Regions from separate parts of the Homo sapiens genome. Here region 2 is linked to region 1. A link is a contact called in ENCODE Hi-C or POLR2A ChIA-PET data. All regions are on one chromosome and are shown on one strand. Each heading gives the region's core, a stretch centred on a gene start or an enhancer-like site at or near the end of the contact. The rest is flanking DNA. Distances are from core to core; before and after follow the strand shown. Region 1 overlaps PDE4B (phosphodiesterase 4B). Region 2 overlaps PDE4B (phosphodiesterase 4B).

Evidence for each region. A loop is a pair of places that touch in the nucleus more often than their neighbours do. ChIA-PET counts read pairs that join two places held with the same protein, here RNA polymerase II (POLR2A). Pooled maps may share reads with other maps.
Region 2: a map of CD14-positive monocyte shows a loop between it and region 1 (2.3-fold over the local background). The contact joins two enhancer-like sites. A Hi-C loop is called at or near these places in 15 of 168 maps with a recorded cell type or tissue (B cell, CD14-positive monocyte, CD4-positive, alpha-beta T cell and 9 more), 24 of 37 single-sample maps with no recorded cell type and 20 of 50 pooled maps. POLR2A ChIA-PET finds 5 or more read pairs at or near these places in 28 of 52 experiments (A549, A673, CD4-positive, alpha-beta T cell and 21 more).

What each region holds. Positions count from the first base shown.
Region 1 is chr1:66,334,757-66,341,436 of GRCh38, forward strand. All of the region lies in intron 8 of PDE4B (phosphodiesterase 4B), which reads left to right. Among named protein-coding and RNA genes, the nearest start is that of SGIP1, 200 kb to the right of the region's middle. RefSeq lists enhancers at 2,180-2,229, 2,290-2,339 and a silencer at 5,230-5,524. Within about 2 kb of position 1,980, at least 32 of the 41 ENCODE cell types and tissues checked have a DNase peak (open chromatin) inside an H3K27ac peak, as active enhancers do; they include B cell, CD14-positive monocyte, CD4-positive, alpha-beta T cell and 4 more, where a contact is called at or near this core.
Region 2 is chr1:66,297,697-66,304,376 of GRCh38, forward strand. All of the region lies in intron 7 of PDE4B (phosphodiesterase 4B), which reads left to right. Among named protein-coding and RNA genes, the nearest start is that of SGIP1, 230 kb to the right of the region's middle. RefSeq lists an enhancer at 3,694-3,753. Within about 2 kb of position 3,360, at least 12 of the 41 ENCODE cell types and tissues checked have a DNase peak (open chromatin) inside an H3K27ac peak, as active enhancers do; they include B cell, CD14-positive monocyte, CD4-positive, alpha-beta T cell and 4 more, where a contact is called at or near this core.

The DNA of each region.
Region 1 (6,680 bases), core at 730-3,229:
CAGATAATTGTCTCAGGTTAAGCTTGAGCATAACATGCACCATGACACATATGATATAAGGCAATGAGGCCAGGGAGTGGTGGCTCACGCCTGTAATCCCAGCACTTTGGGAGGTCGAGGCAGCACTTTGGGATTGCTTGAGCCCAGGAGTTCGAGATAATGCAATGCAAACATTTTTGTGGCCACCAGAAAGAAATTGATCTACACCAGTTCTTTGGGAACTGAATTATCCATGGCAAAAAAAAACTATATTCCATATTCAGTTTTCAATGTTGCTGAAATTATCTGAGATTTCCATCCAAGTTGACATCTTAAAACTTTATCATGATCATCACTCCCTTTACTATGTAGTCTTATTTGGCCATATTTTGCTTACCCTTATCAACTAAGGAGCCAGTGTAAATCTCTGAGTTGCAGATCTGGAAGTGATGTGAAGAAATGTTATAGAGGGAGTGTACTTATCAGTGGTATCCACTACATTTTTGCAAAAACTCTGTGTTCCTAGTTCTGTTTCAGCTACGTGGCCACTAAGTTTTGTTTGCAATGTCTGATCTTAAGAACAGCGATAGGTGAAATTGTGTTATGCTGAGGGGTATTTGGGAATTACATAAGTGCAGTCTACATGCAACTGGTAGAGAGTTAACTGTGTTTGGTGGAGGAAAAGCAAGCATCTTTCATCTTTACTTCATCTAGGTAGGGTTGTGCTTTTTTAGTTTGTTTGTTTTCCTTAATCCTTTAAATTTTGAAGAAAACTGAGTGATTCAAATCTCCTAAAAGACTTTCTCAAATGTACTTCATAGCCTAGAGAGTTAGCTAAGAAACATCGTCCTCTGTTTGGCCCAAATTTCTCTGATCCCTTAATGCTGGCCACAGTCCAGATGGAATTCCAGAATTTTAGAGAATGGTGCTGCCAGGTAGGTTAGTCTTGTAAATTATTTTCCTCCAAGAATTACTAGAAGATGGAATAAGTTCAGCAGAAGTTTTACAAGGCAATGGTATTGTTATTTAAGATGAAAAGGATGGCTAGTGAACCTCCTGCCAGCTGCCCAAATTCGATTAGACATGTTAGAGCTAGCCGTTTTGCTTAACAACAGATTGCCTTCTTAGAATTGTTCATTAATTTTGTGTTTCAATTTTCATCACCTCCTGAATTAGAAGAATTGTCTTACACTTCAGCAAAATGCATCAGAGCATGAGTTCCTCAGTGGCAAAACAGTCAGATGTTTTGAAAACAGGATGCTTTGGCTCTCCATTATAAAAAGAGGAACGGAAAGAGAAACAGTATAGAAAGGAAGAAAGCAAATAGCCTCAGCAGGGTCCCCAGCCCAACAACGGCATAAACAGTGACCTATCTTCCTGACCTTCACTGTGGCTCAGTTCCTGACCTCGTGTCACCAAAGCCAACCAACGTCATTAGAGGAGGATAGGAGGAATGGCGCAGCTGCTGTGAGGGTGACTACAATTTCCTGTCTCCTTCCTGACAGACGCAGTCAGTAAAGTACAGGGTTGCAACAACAGTGGCTGAGGAAGGACCAACCCAGAACAATCCCAGGGAGGCGTAATTGTGACTGGCGGGGAATGGGGAGGTGTTCCTTCCCTCATTGTACTGAGAAACCTAGTCTTTCACCTAGAATTTTCAGGTGAAAAACGTCAAAAGGGTCATTCTTACCCAGAATGCTAAATGTTTTTCAAAAGATGAACATACTGTGGTATTCAGAAAAGCTATATTCAAGCAACTAGTCACTGTCTTCACTTCCCCCACAAACGCCCTCCACTGTCCTTTTCATTCTCCATTGGTTTGGCTCTGGGGCTGTTTTATATGCAGAACAAAGGTTGGGTGCTGCTGGGTGAAAATGGATATTCTGTTGTTGAAGAGTGGCCCTGTGTATTAGTACTTTTTTTTTAGAATGAAGCATTAGGACTTAGCACTTGAGTAAATGTTTGCTAAGATAGAAATGGAAGATAGATGGTCCTTCTTCTCTTAAGGCATTGTGAAGTCGGCTACAGATAACCATCATGAGGAAGTGAGTCCTCCTGGCTATGCAGGCTTATTTTTCCAGTTCTTCAGGTGCAGCCATACTACAGTACTAAACATGGAGCACAAAGGCAACTAATTGCCAGTGCTCTTGGGTTTGCAGGATAAAGTCACACTATTCTACCAGGCCCCGAGCCAGCTGGGAATTAGGCTGCATGACACTGGATGGTGATCATGACAGGCTGATTGCCCTAATGAGGGGTGAACCATTTTGTATTTAACTAAATAATCAATAACTATGGAAAATGCCAGCTCCTGCAGAACTGACAGGAAATAGATCTTACTGGCCAATGGATTCATCTTAGAACTCTGTAAGAGAGAGGGTAGACAGGCGCTCAGTCCTTGAAAGGAATATTCATGCCACTTTTGCCTAAAATGTAATGATATGATTACAGCAGTGCCGCCCTTAGCATAAGATGCATCCATTTGCTGGGCCCTGTGCTGTAATCAGAGGGCCTTAGCCTGGCCTTCCTTCTGCTGCCCTCCACCCAAGGAAGTAAGGAGTTGGCCGGGCCAAGGGAGCAGCTTTGCTCCCCTCTCTAAACTACATTTTGCATCTGCTGGACCCCCACATTCTCTGTCCAAATGGCTTTGAACCCACTTCCCGGCCACACAAGCCTCTTCCTGGGATGTGCTGCAGGCATACACACCCTTAGGCCTAAGGAGTTTAACCAAGAGGCAGCAATGAGAGGTGTGAAGAGACTTGTGTAGGAGGAACTTGGGTAAGCAGGCTGCGGTCCAGGGCTCACGACGGCTGCTCACAGGTCCCTGGAGATGGAAGGACATGGGGAAAGAGGAGGGCCAACCCATATCCAAGGAGTTCAAGAATTCTAAATTCAACCTGACCTTCCAGGCTGTTATGGAGGGATATCTGTCAAGGTAAAGGAGATAGCTCAATGTATATCTTTGTATATTTAGACTTACAGTGTGTGGCCCCACACATGTTAGAGGTGACCCTGGATTAGAGGGCAGAATAGAATTAAAATCAGTTCTGGTAGCCAGGTGGGCACTCACACATTTTTTTGGTTCAACTTTTCTCTCTTTACTGCTCAGATTTATATAGACTAAATTATGGAGGGAGCAAAATAAAGTGAAAAGAGCCTAGGAATAAGCCATGAGTTTGAGTTCTAGCCCTGCCTTTACTTAGGTATAGTAATATAGACAATAAAACTATTTGGAATCTTTCCATATTCTCTTCTATAAAACAAAATAATTGGAAAAGACCCAGCTCTTCAGTTTATTGATTGAATAATATTAGTAAACAACAGAACTACCTTTACAGGTGTATGCAAACATTGTGCTAAGCTCTTTACCTCATTCTGTAATCAATATTCACAGTAACACTTTGAAATAGGTACTGTTATTATTCCTGCTTTACAGATGAGTAAAGTGAGGCATACAAAGTTGAAATAACTTGCTTAAGGTAAATCATAGAGCCAGGATTCATATCCAGTCCATCTGACTTACCATCAATGATCCCAATGAGGCATATAAAGAAAGAAAAAAGTTTAGAGTTATTTAATAATTCTTCTAAGGGGATTTTGGATTGGTTGGTGGGTGATCTTGTTCTTTCAACTGTGGCAAGCATTATTAGTGAGGCCTAGTTCAAATTTATATTCTGTAGCTACCATACTCACAGCCTCTAGGATGGCCATTAATTGCCCTAAGCTCAGTCTTCTTGCCTGGGAAGCAGTGTAAGGGGAAAGAGCAATCGCAATTATAGAAAATGGTTATAAAGTGCTCATAAAAATGCAAATAATAGTATTAAACTAATCCATTGCCTATTTCAGATCAATTTGCTCACTTCACTATCTGTTTCTTAAAATTCTCCAACATAGCCTAAGATAAGATAGTAAAGGTCTGTTCAAAGCACTGTAGACTAACCCCAAATTCCCTTTTTCCCTGCTTCTCAAAATAAAAAGGGAAATAGAGATAAGCTATTCTTGGCCGGGCGCGGTGGCTCACGCCTGTAATCCCAGCACTTTGGGAGGCCGAGGCGGGCGGATCACAAGGTCAGGATATCGAGACCATCCCGGCTAAAACGGTGAAACCCCGTCTCTACTAAAAATACAAAAAAATTAGCCGGGCGTAGTGGCGGGCGCCTGTAGTCCCAGCTACTTGGGAGGCTGAGGCAGGAGAATGGCGTGAACCCGGGAGGCGGAGCTTGCAGTGAGCCGAGATCCCGCCACTGCACTCCAGCCTGGGCGACAGAGCGAGACTCCGTCTCAAAAAAAAAAAAAAAAAAAGAGATAAGTTATTCTTATTTTTTAATTTATATGATCATTCAAATGATTTGGGCAATTTCATTATATGCCACAACCTTTCCAAGGCATGGAACATGACCATAAAACAGAGAATTAATGCTTCAGTAATATGTAAGGGAAATTTTTGGAAGTAACATGTCCACTGTTTTCCTTGGGCATTGTCTTCAAATAAAGATGAAAGAGAAGATTAAGCTATTTATTCTTTGTCATTGTTTCAGTTACTCTTTCTATGACAAAATGGAGTTGTATTAGTGAGTATTAGTATTAGTGCAATTCAGTATTCCAAGTTCTAGTCTTCTCAAAACTTAGCAAATCAAAGAGTTTGAAAGTTATTTGGTGCTTTGTAGTAAGTTTGATTTGTAATCTGTTTTGTTTTATTCAAATAGTTCTTCATTGGTTTTAACAGAACCATTTCTTTACTCAATGGTAATCCATTTGGCCCAATCTTTCTGCCTAACTCACTTGAAAGTCCTCAAGTGAGCAAGTCTCTAAAAAACAAACAGAAATGAAGAGGACATTGCCTTTGATTGTTTTACCTCTGGCTACCTGATAAGAGAGCATAATAGTCTCAAAATCTGATAAATAAATCATTTTAAGGGGAGTATCTTTCTCCACATTGGGGAAAAAATAATAGTTATGTTTAGATTGTCAAATGTAAATGTAAATGTAGAACACTAGTCTTCAAAAATAGAATTCAACCCGTTAGCAGAATAAATGTTTAGTCTCCATTTTTTTAATACTTTTTTCTCATCTTTTAAAAATTGTTTAGTTTTTTTTTGTTTGTTTTTTTTGTTGTTTTTTTTTTTTTAGAATATGTCCGAGTCTAAAAGGCTCCTAGGTTGTATGCCATTGTTGTCTATGAAAGAAAAACCAAGGGCGATGGTGCTTGCATTTGCAGTATTCTTCCAAAACATTTTTCTTCTGAGTAAAAGTGTGCTCAACAAGTGGAGATAGCTCAGACATCTGGAAGCCAGGACTTACTAAACAAGAAGATGCCAGGGCAAATTTGTGCCACAGTCAATAGGTTTCACACTCTTGAAGGCATGGTGCCAGTTGTCAATATGCTTTCCTGAGCATCCTTTCCCTCTAGCATTTTTCAGGGACCTACCAGCACCTCTCTGTCTTGCTCACTTGTACGTGATGTTTCCCTCAAGTGGTGCCAAACTGTTTAGTCTCTTGTGTATTTCACTGTAACTTCCTTTGTTTGATTGACTTTAAAGTAGCCAAGTGCTTCCACAAAGAAAGGACTGTTAAGTTATTTAGAAACGAAGAAGACAGTAAAACTCCTGTTTCTTTTGTTTCTGCTTTGGGAAGTGCCAGATAATTTTTTCTTCTTATGGAATAGATTTTAAAGCTATAAATCTTGCCATTCTGTTCAACAGTCACTTTTTTCCTTCTGCTAATTAATTGTAATTTTAAAATGTATCAGTTTTGAAATCTAGAGCCCCCAAAGATTGAAGTTTAGTAAATTTATTAAAATAAAATGTATCTTCATGGCTCAGTAACTTTCATCTTCTAATTTTTTTAGCTACTCAAAATAATTATAATTTTTTAATTAACTATTAAATACTTTACATGGCTGCCATCCCCTCACTCTTTGCTAACAGCATAGTGCATAATGTTTTAACTTTAAGCAATTATAAAAATGAAATTTGAATACACATACTGGGAAGTAAAAATGACTAAGCCAATTTTTAAATTTTAGATTTAGGACAAGAGGTGTTGGCATTTGATATCTAAAAAGATAGATTTTAAGTAGTTGTTTTAGAAAGAAAATAGTAAAAAGAAAAATTATCAGTAAATAAAAATAGATTTCAACTCAATTATATAGGCTATGCTAAAGCCAATCAGACAGGGCACAGTGAAGTATTAATTTACCAACTATCTAATGTCTTTGGTCACTATTGATGAAATTTGATAAATCAAACCAAAAAAGATCTAAACATTTTCTTTCTAGTTATAGTTTTACATGATTACATTAGACAAAGTCCTAGAACTTTAAGCCTAGAAGAGAGCCTTAAGTATTATTTTCTATTTCTATTTGAAGTCATTTTATAGATGAGAAAAAGAGGTGGCTTTTGCCACTAATGACAAGTGAGGATTAAAGTACCTAATGTACTCCAAATAACTTTGTAAAATATAGAGCACATTCTAAATGAAAAGTAATTTTATTATGGCATGACTTCTCCAAAGTCTTAAGGTGTATTAGTGGGATTCAGGTATTAAAGTATAGGTCTGATCATAAATCTGGCTTACTGTTCATCTTCAGCAAAAGGCTAGATATGTTTGAGAAAGACATGGGACATTCTCTCTTTTGTTTACATTGACTTTTAGACTTCTCATTCTTCATTTACGTTTCTTGAGTAAAAGGTATACATAAG
Region 2 (6,680 bases), core at 2,110-4,609, 36 kb before region 1:
AAGGACTCTGCCCCTTAAAGGTGCTACCTCTCAACACTATTGATTGGGGATTAAGTTTCCAACACATGTGCTTTGGGGGACACATTCAAAGCACCAGAGGGCCTGGTCTAATGATTAGGAGTAATCATTAGAATGGTGTAATTCATCATGGTGTAGGTAGTAAAGTTAAATGATCCAATTTATTAGTCCATTATTCATTCATTAGTCCATTATGGTTGCTTACCTTACATATGACTAGGTTGGTGAACAAGGTTGTCCTATTACTTATCCTATTATATGTAAAAGTCTGCCCAAAGCTGTTTTAATCATTTGTATGAATGTAGGTACCATTTCAAAGTGCACTCCTTATCATAAACTCTTGAGATACATACTAAGATGATATAAAAGAGAGTGGCAAATCCTATAGCACTGTGCTAATTTAATAACTTACAAAGTTCATCAATAGAACAATATACTTTTGTTCTCATGCTGACTCTTGTTCTCAAGTTGAAGATTACTCCAAAGTCACTATAGTCATATTATGCTGTCTGGGGCTCTTCATTGAAATTTTGAAAATAGGAGGAGGAGCATATCCAGTGGTGAAAGAGAAAACATTTTGGTAAGTGGAAATGGGAGAAAAGGAAGCTTGCCTGACTACCTAATAGGCCTTACTTAGTTGCTTCAGTGATGGGGACCTAGTAGACCACAGAAGGGCCAAGCTGTCTGGAAAAGAGAAGGGTTGTCATTTCTGGAACCCCTACTATGTGCCAGATACTTCATGGGTCTTTTACATCTTTAAGTTGAACCTATGGGGGATTTTATTGCATTCGTTTTAAAGATAAGTTAACTGCTGTCCATTTAAAAAAGTAAGTACAGTTGCTTTGCAAGATCACACAACTTTTATGGGGCAGGGCCTGGGCTTGAGTCCAAGACTTCAAAGCTTGTGTTCTTTCCACTAGCCACCTACTCTCAGAATGCTCCTGTTAAACCCATTATGTGGCAAGTCAGGTATGTGTTGCACTTGACATCTTTTTTAGTTTTCCACTTGTACAAACATTCCCTGAAAAATTGTGGAGAGGTTCCATACAGTGGAACTTGAGATTTCATCTACTCAGCCTTCTACCCTGAAAGGTTCCTCTGAGCTCATCACTGTAACCTGAAATGTCTTTCACATGGATCTGAAAACATTTAGTGAAGTAGAAAGTACTGTGCTCATAGTAGTCATTCTGTGGTACCTTTTTTTCCTTTTTAAAAAAAGGAAAAAGTTTAGTTGACACCAAATAGTTGTATATATTTGTGGGATACAGAGTGATATTTTTATATATGTATACACTGCATAATGATCAAATCAGAGTAATTAGCATATTCATCACCTTAAACATTTATCATTTCTTTGTGTTGGGAACATTCAAAATCCTCTCTTCTAGCTTTGAACGTATACAATAAATTGTTATTAACTATATTTACCCCATAGTGCAATAGAAAACTACAACTTATTCTTCCTATCTAGCTCTAATTTTGTATTCCTTACCCAAACTCTCTGTCTTCCTCTTCCCACTAATCTTCCTAGCTTCTAATAACCATAATTCTACTCTCTATTATGAGCTCAATGTTTTTTAGCCTCCAGATATTAGTGAAACTTGCAGTATTTGTCTTTCTGTACCTGACTTATTTTACTTAATGTCCTCCAAGCTCATCCATGTTGCTGCAAATGACAGAATTTCATTCCTTTTCATGAGTGAATAGCATTCCATTATTATATGCCATATTTCCTTTATCCATTCATTTGCTGATGGACATTTAGGCTAATTCCATATCTTGGCTATTGTCAATAGTGCTGCAATAAACGTGGGGTGCAGATATCTCTCCAATACATTGATTTATTTTCCCTTGGATAAATACCCAGTAGTGGGATCACTGTAATATGGTAATTCTATTTAAGCTTTGTTGCAAAACCTCCATACCGTTTTCCATAATAGCTGTGCTAACTTACTTTCCCATCAACAGTTTATAAGAGTTTGCTTTCCTCCACATCCTTGCTGGCTTTTGTTATTTTTTATCTTTCTGATAATGGCCAAAAGCTTTTAGCTTTTCCTCACTCATTGTGACATTAGCTGTGTGTTTGCCTGTTTTGTGTTGAGGTTTGTACCTTCTATGCCTAATGTGTTGAGAGTTTTTATCATTAAGGGAAATTGAATTTTATCAAATGCTTTTTTCTGCCTTTATTTGTAGGACTTTTTAGTAACAAATTTCATTATAGAATGTAAATATTATAAGGAAAAAATATATGTTATAATATGAATTAATAATGGCATGAATATTAAAACCAAACAAAATGCATATTGGAAAAATTGGCACTATTGCACAAACACAGACATCTAGGGGAATGTCTTTCTCTCTGGTGTTCGTGTTTTTACCTTCTTCAGCCATGTGAAAAGACTTTCAAAGGTTCTATTTTATTCTCAGAGTTGACAGACTCACCCTTCAACAGAGTGGGCATCAAAAGCCAATAGCTGCCTTGAGTAAATTAATTTTTGTTGATTTTAGTTCCCCTTTAAGACTTCCTGAGATACTGATCATGGAAATGAATATTAGCGATTTAATTCTGGCACCTCGTCAGGACTCACACTGCATTCCTGGGTGCAGCCTGGAACATCACTGCTGGCTGGACTCACTTCTCCTTGCCCACCAAGGGACCTGAAAACCACATTAAGGTGGAGAGGAGAGTGTGGCACCTCCTTGCTCAGAGATCGGCCAGTTCACTGTACTTTATTGACTGTGGACTGTTGATTTATCCAGCCTTCTCATTTCACATGTGAGGGAGGGCGATTTGGAGTGACTTCTGTGCACTTACATAGCTGATAATAGAGGATGGACCAGAATCCACATCTCCAACTACCAGTCCAGAATTCTTTCCATTCCCCAGTCACTCACTTATTCATACATTCATCTAACATTTATTGGATGCCTACAGTGTGTGTATAGCTGTGACTACAAAGATGAATTGGACGCAGACCCTGAACTCAAGATCTTTACCCTGGCTTGTGTTTTTGATTTCCCAGAGGGTCTGAGGTCCATTAGGAAGGTGACTATCTGCCAGGGCAGTCTCTCCATGCCGGCTGGATTAGGCAATCACTGCTGGCCGTATGCAGTCCCGTTTTCAGTGTCCAAGTCTATTCTTCATAGATGGCCTATTCTCTGTTTTTCTGACTTTCTTACTGGGGTTTCTCACCCAAACATAGCATTACTGATAAATAATATTTAAGTGGCTGAGCTCTGAAGATTAAGCTATTAATATCACAAACAGGCTCCATATTCTCTCTAGTAAAGAGCGAAAAAGAGTCAGTATGTATGTGTGTGTGTGTTTACACATATGAGCATGCGGTGTGGCTCTCTGAGACACTTAGAAGAAAAGTTCCTGCGTGCTCATGAAAGGCCCATAGTACAGCTATGAGTATATTCCAGGCCTCACATGGCTGCAGTATTCACCAGATTACCAATATTAGAGAAGCAGATTTTTTTCTATGGGTAATTTTTAATAATTTAAGGGCTCTCATTTCTCATTATTTCAGAAATCCAACTTGGAGCTTCTCATTTGATCAGCAAGTATTTTCCAAGGGCCTCCTGTATTCTCAGCCCTGTAAGAGGTTTGGGCCTTGGAGGCTGAGTCAGAGATCATGATATTCAAACCGTTTTCACTTTCATTTTGTTGTTGTCATTTTCTCTCCATTTGATCCTGAGGTAAAAAAGGACTAGTAATATTATCTCTATGTCACAGAGGAGGAACCAGAGGCACAGAGAGGCTTAATGACTTGCCAGGACCCTCAAGGCTATAAGCAGGAAAGCAGGGGCGAGACCACCAGGCTTCTTACCGCTAGGACAATGCTTTTTTTTTTTTCTAACTATGCCAGATTGCCAGTCCATATTTTTTTTAATTCAGGAAGGATTAGAGAAAAAATATTGCAAGCATATAAATGTAATCTCATGATAGAATAGTAACAATTACATAAAAATACTAAAGTTCATTTTAAATACTACCTAAACTAGGTCATGAATTCATCCTATAGCTTTTTCTCCCAGCAGGCATAATTGAGTTGCTTTCCCAAATGCCAGGTTATTCTACCCATGCGAGTTATAAAGACCTTTTTCTTGAAGGGATTACTGCTGAACTTCTCCTAAGTCATGACTTTGTGATGGGAGAGATATAAGTAACATGTTCGTTGGGCTTTTATAACTCTAGAGAAAGCTCTTCCTAAATCTTGGAGCTTACTGCTCAGCCAACTTATTGACTTTGTTTAGGAGGTGGCCATTAGCCTCTCAAACCACAGAGGTTTGGACTGTTCAACTACAGTAAGCCCAGAAGCAAAGAGAGATTAGAACACAGCATCACTGGGTGAAAATGGGGAAAGCTAAACTGCTTCGAAATTGCAGTGCTCTGTCCTATACTCATTTCTGGAGGAATCAAGAAGAGCCTGAAGCAGAAGTGACCCACTGGCCTTGGAGACAGGAGGCAATGGAAAAGCACAGTTCATCCACAAACCAGCCTCTCTGAGCATCAGCTTCCTAGCTGCGTGACATTCCCAAGACTCTTCCCTGCACTAATTTCCACATTTATAAAAAAGAACCACAGATGTGTCCTTGATGGTCATCTTACTGTCATCTGTTACCACCACATACGCTGTCTTGTTATGTGGCTTGGGAAAATCTATAAACTGGTCTTTTGGCTTTGATCACCTGATTGATTTACTGTCAGCAGATGATATTAAAATTAGCTTTCATTTGTTGAGCAAATCTGGATGGGCAATTGAGGTGGAAACAGGGAGTGGCCTGGGTGGTGGCTGGAATTAGAATAGTAATCTCTTGTGTTTTAGAGGTTACAAAGCACTTTCCCACATGTAGTCTCATTGAATTACTACAAAGTCCTGCAAGGGCTGGTATTCTTAACCTCATCAGACAAATGAGAAATTGATGTTCCGAAAGATAAAGTGACTGGTCAGCATTCACAAAAAGATTTGGTGGCAGTACAAAAAGTGGAATAAAAGCAAAAGCTCTTGCTTGCTTTCTGGTGCAACACATCAGAGATTGATTAGAATCTACTATAAGGCTTTTTGGCTATGCTGAGATGATCGACAATTAATTATAAAACACTGTCAACATAGACACTGGTGCTCTTCTCTTTCTGGGCTTTCATACCTGCTCTTCTTGAGGTTTCCCTCCCCAACCTCTATCTGTGTGTAACTCCTTCAGTTTATCACTTGGAAACCACTTCCTCTAAGAAGACCCAAGACCTTGCTAGATGCCCATCCTATGGGTTTCCATGGCATCCAAATATTACCCACACTCTGTTCATACCACTCTAATTCAATTGCCTGTGTTGGAATATAGCTCCATTTAGGCACTAAGAATACTTATTCACGAGTCATTCATGAGTGGTTATTTTTTCACCATTGTAACCACAACACCTTGAACAGTAGACCCTGGATAAACATTTCTTGAGAAAATGTTGCCTGATCTGCTGTAGCCAAGAGGAAGTTTTGCTTCCACATTGCCCTCAGGGCTGGGAGGGAATTAGAATCTCTTCCCCTACCCTCCTGCTTTATTAAGGTATAATGGACAAATAAAAATTATATATATTTATGGTGTATAGCATGATGTTTATATATATATGTGTGTGTGTGTATATATATATATATATACACACACACAGTGAAATGATTAAATCAAGCTTGTTAATATAATCTGTCACCTCATAGACTTTTTGTTTATGGTAAGAACATTTAAGATCTACTCTCTCAGCAATTTTCAAGCATACAATACCTTATTGTTAGCTAAAGTCACCGTGCTGTGCAATAGATTTCCATAGCTTATTCCTCCTAACAGAAACTTTGTACCCTTTGACCAATCTTTAAAGCCATCCAAGACAGTACCATTTCCAGAAGGAGGCTCTTAGGAATCCAAAGAAACCAAACTCTAGCTATTTGCATAAAATGTTAGATCATTCCCAGAAGTAAGCCTTAGAGTTGAGAGAGTACTAGAAGTGTGACAAGGATGGAGGTTAGCATTTGTGTATCCTTATGGGAAAACAGGTAAGAGCGGATATTTTTGGAGTTACTGGGAAACTTAACCATGACACTTGGCCTGCTTATGTGTCTGGTATTATTGCTGGGAACCAAGCTTCATGCCAAACCTCTAGCTATCAGATGTCAGTTTTGGGAAGAGACTTGAACTTGCTTATGTGGTTATTTATAACAGTAGTTTTCTATTTTGTGTCAGGTTAGAAGACACCATCACACCACTGAAATATGTTATCAGAACCACATGCAGATAGAATATCGTAAATATGGTAGATGATGAGCAAGACCTAGGACTCACAATTCAGGAAGATACAGAACCCAGCATTTAACCTAGTACCTACATGTACAAAATCCTTTCAGGTATTTAGGAGTTAATAAGCATATTAATATAATCATCCTACAAAATGAATTTGTCCAATCTTGTCAGTGAGGTCATTTCTGCAAAATTTTAAAGGGCTTGTAGAGTTTGACAAGAGATAAACATTACAGGCATTGTGCTGAATTTTCAGCAAAAGCAGTCATAGGCAATATAAAACAAAAGAGCACGACTGGGTTCTAATAAAACTTTATTTACAAAACTAAGAAGTGGACCACCATGTTTGCTACATCACGGTTTTCTGACCCTGG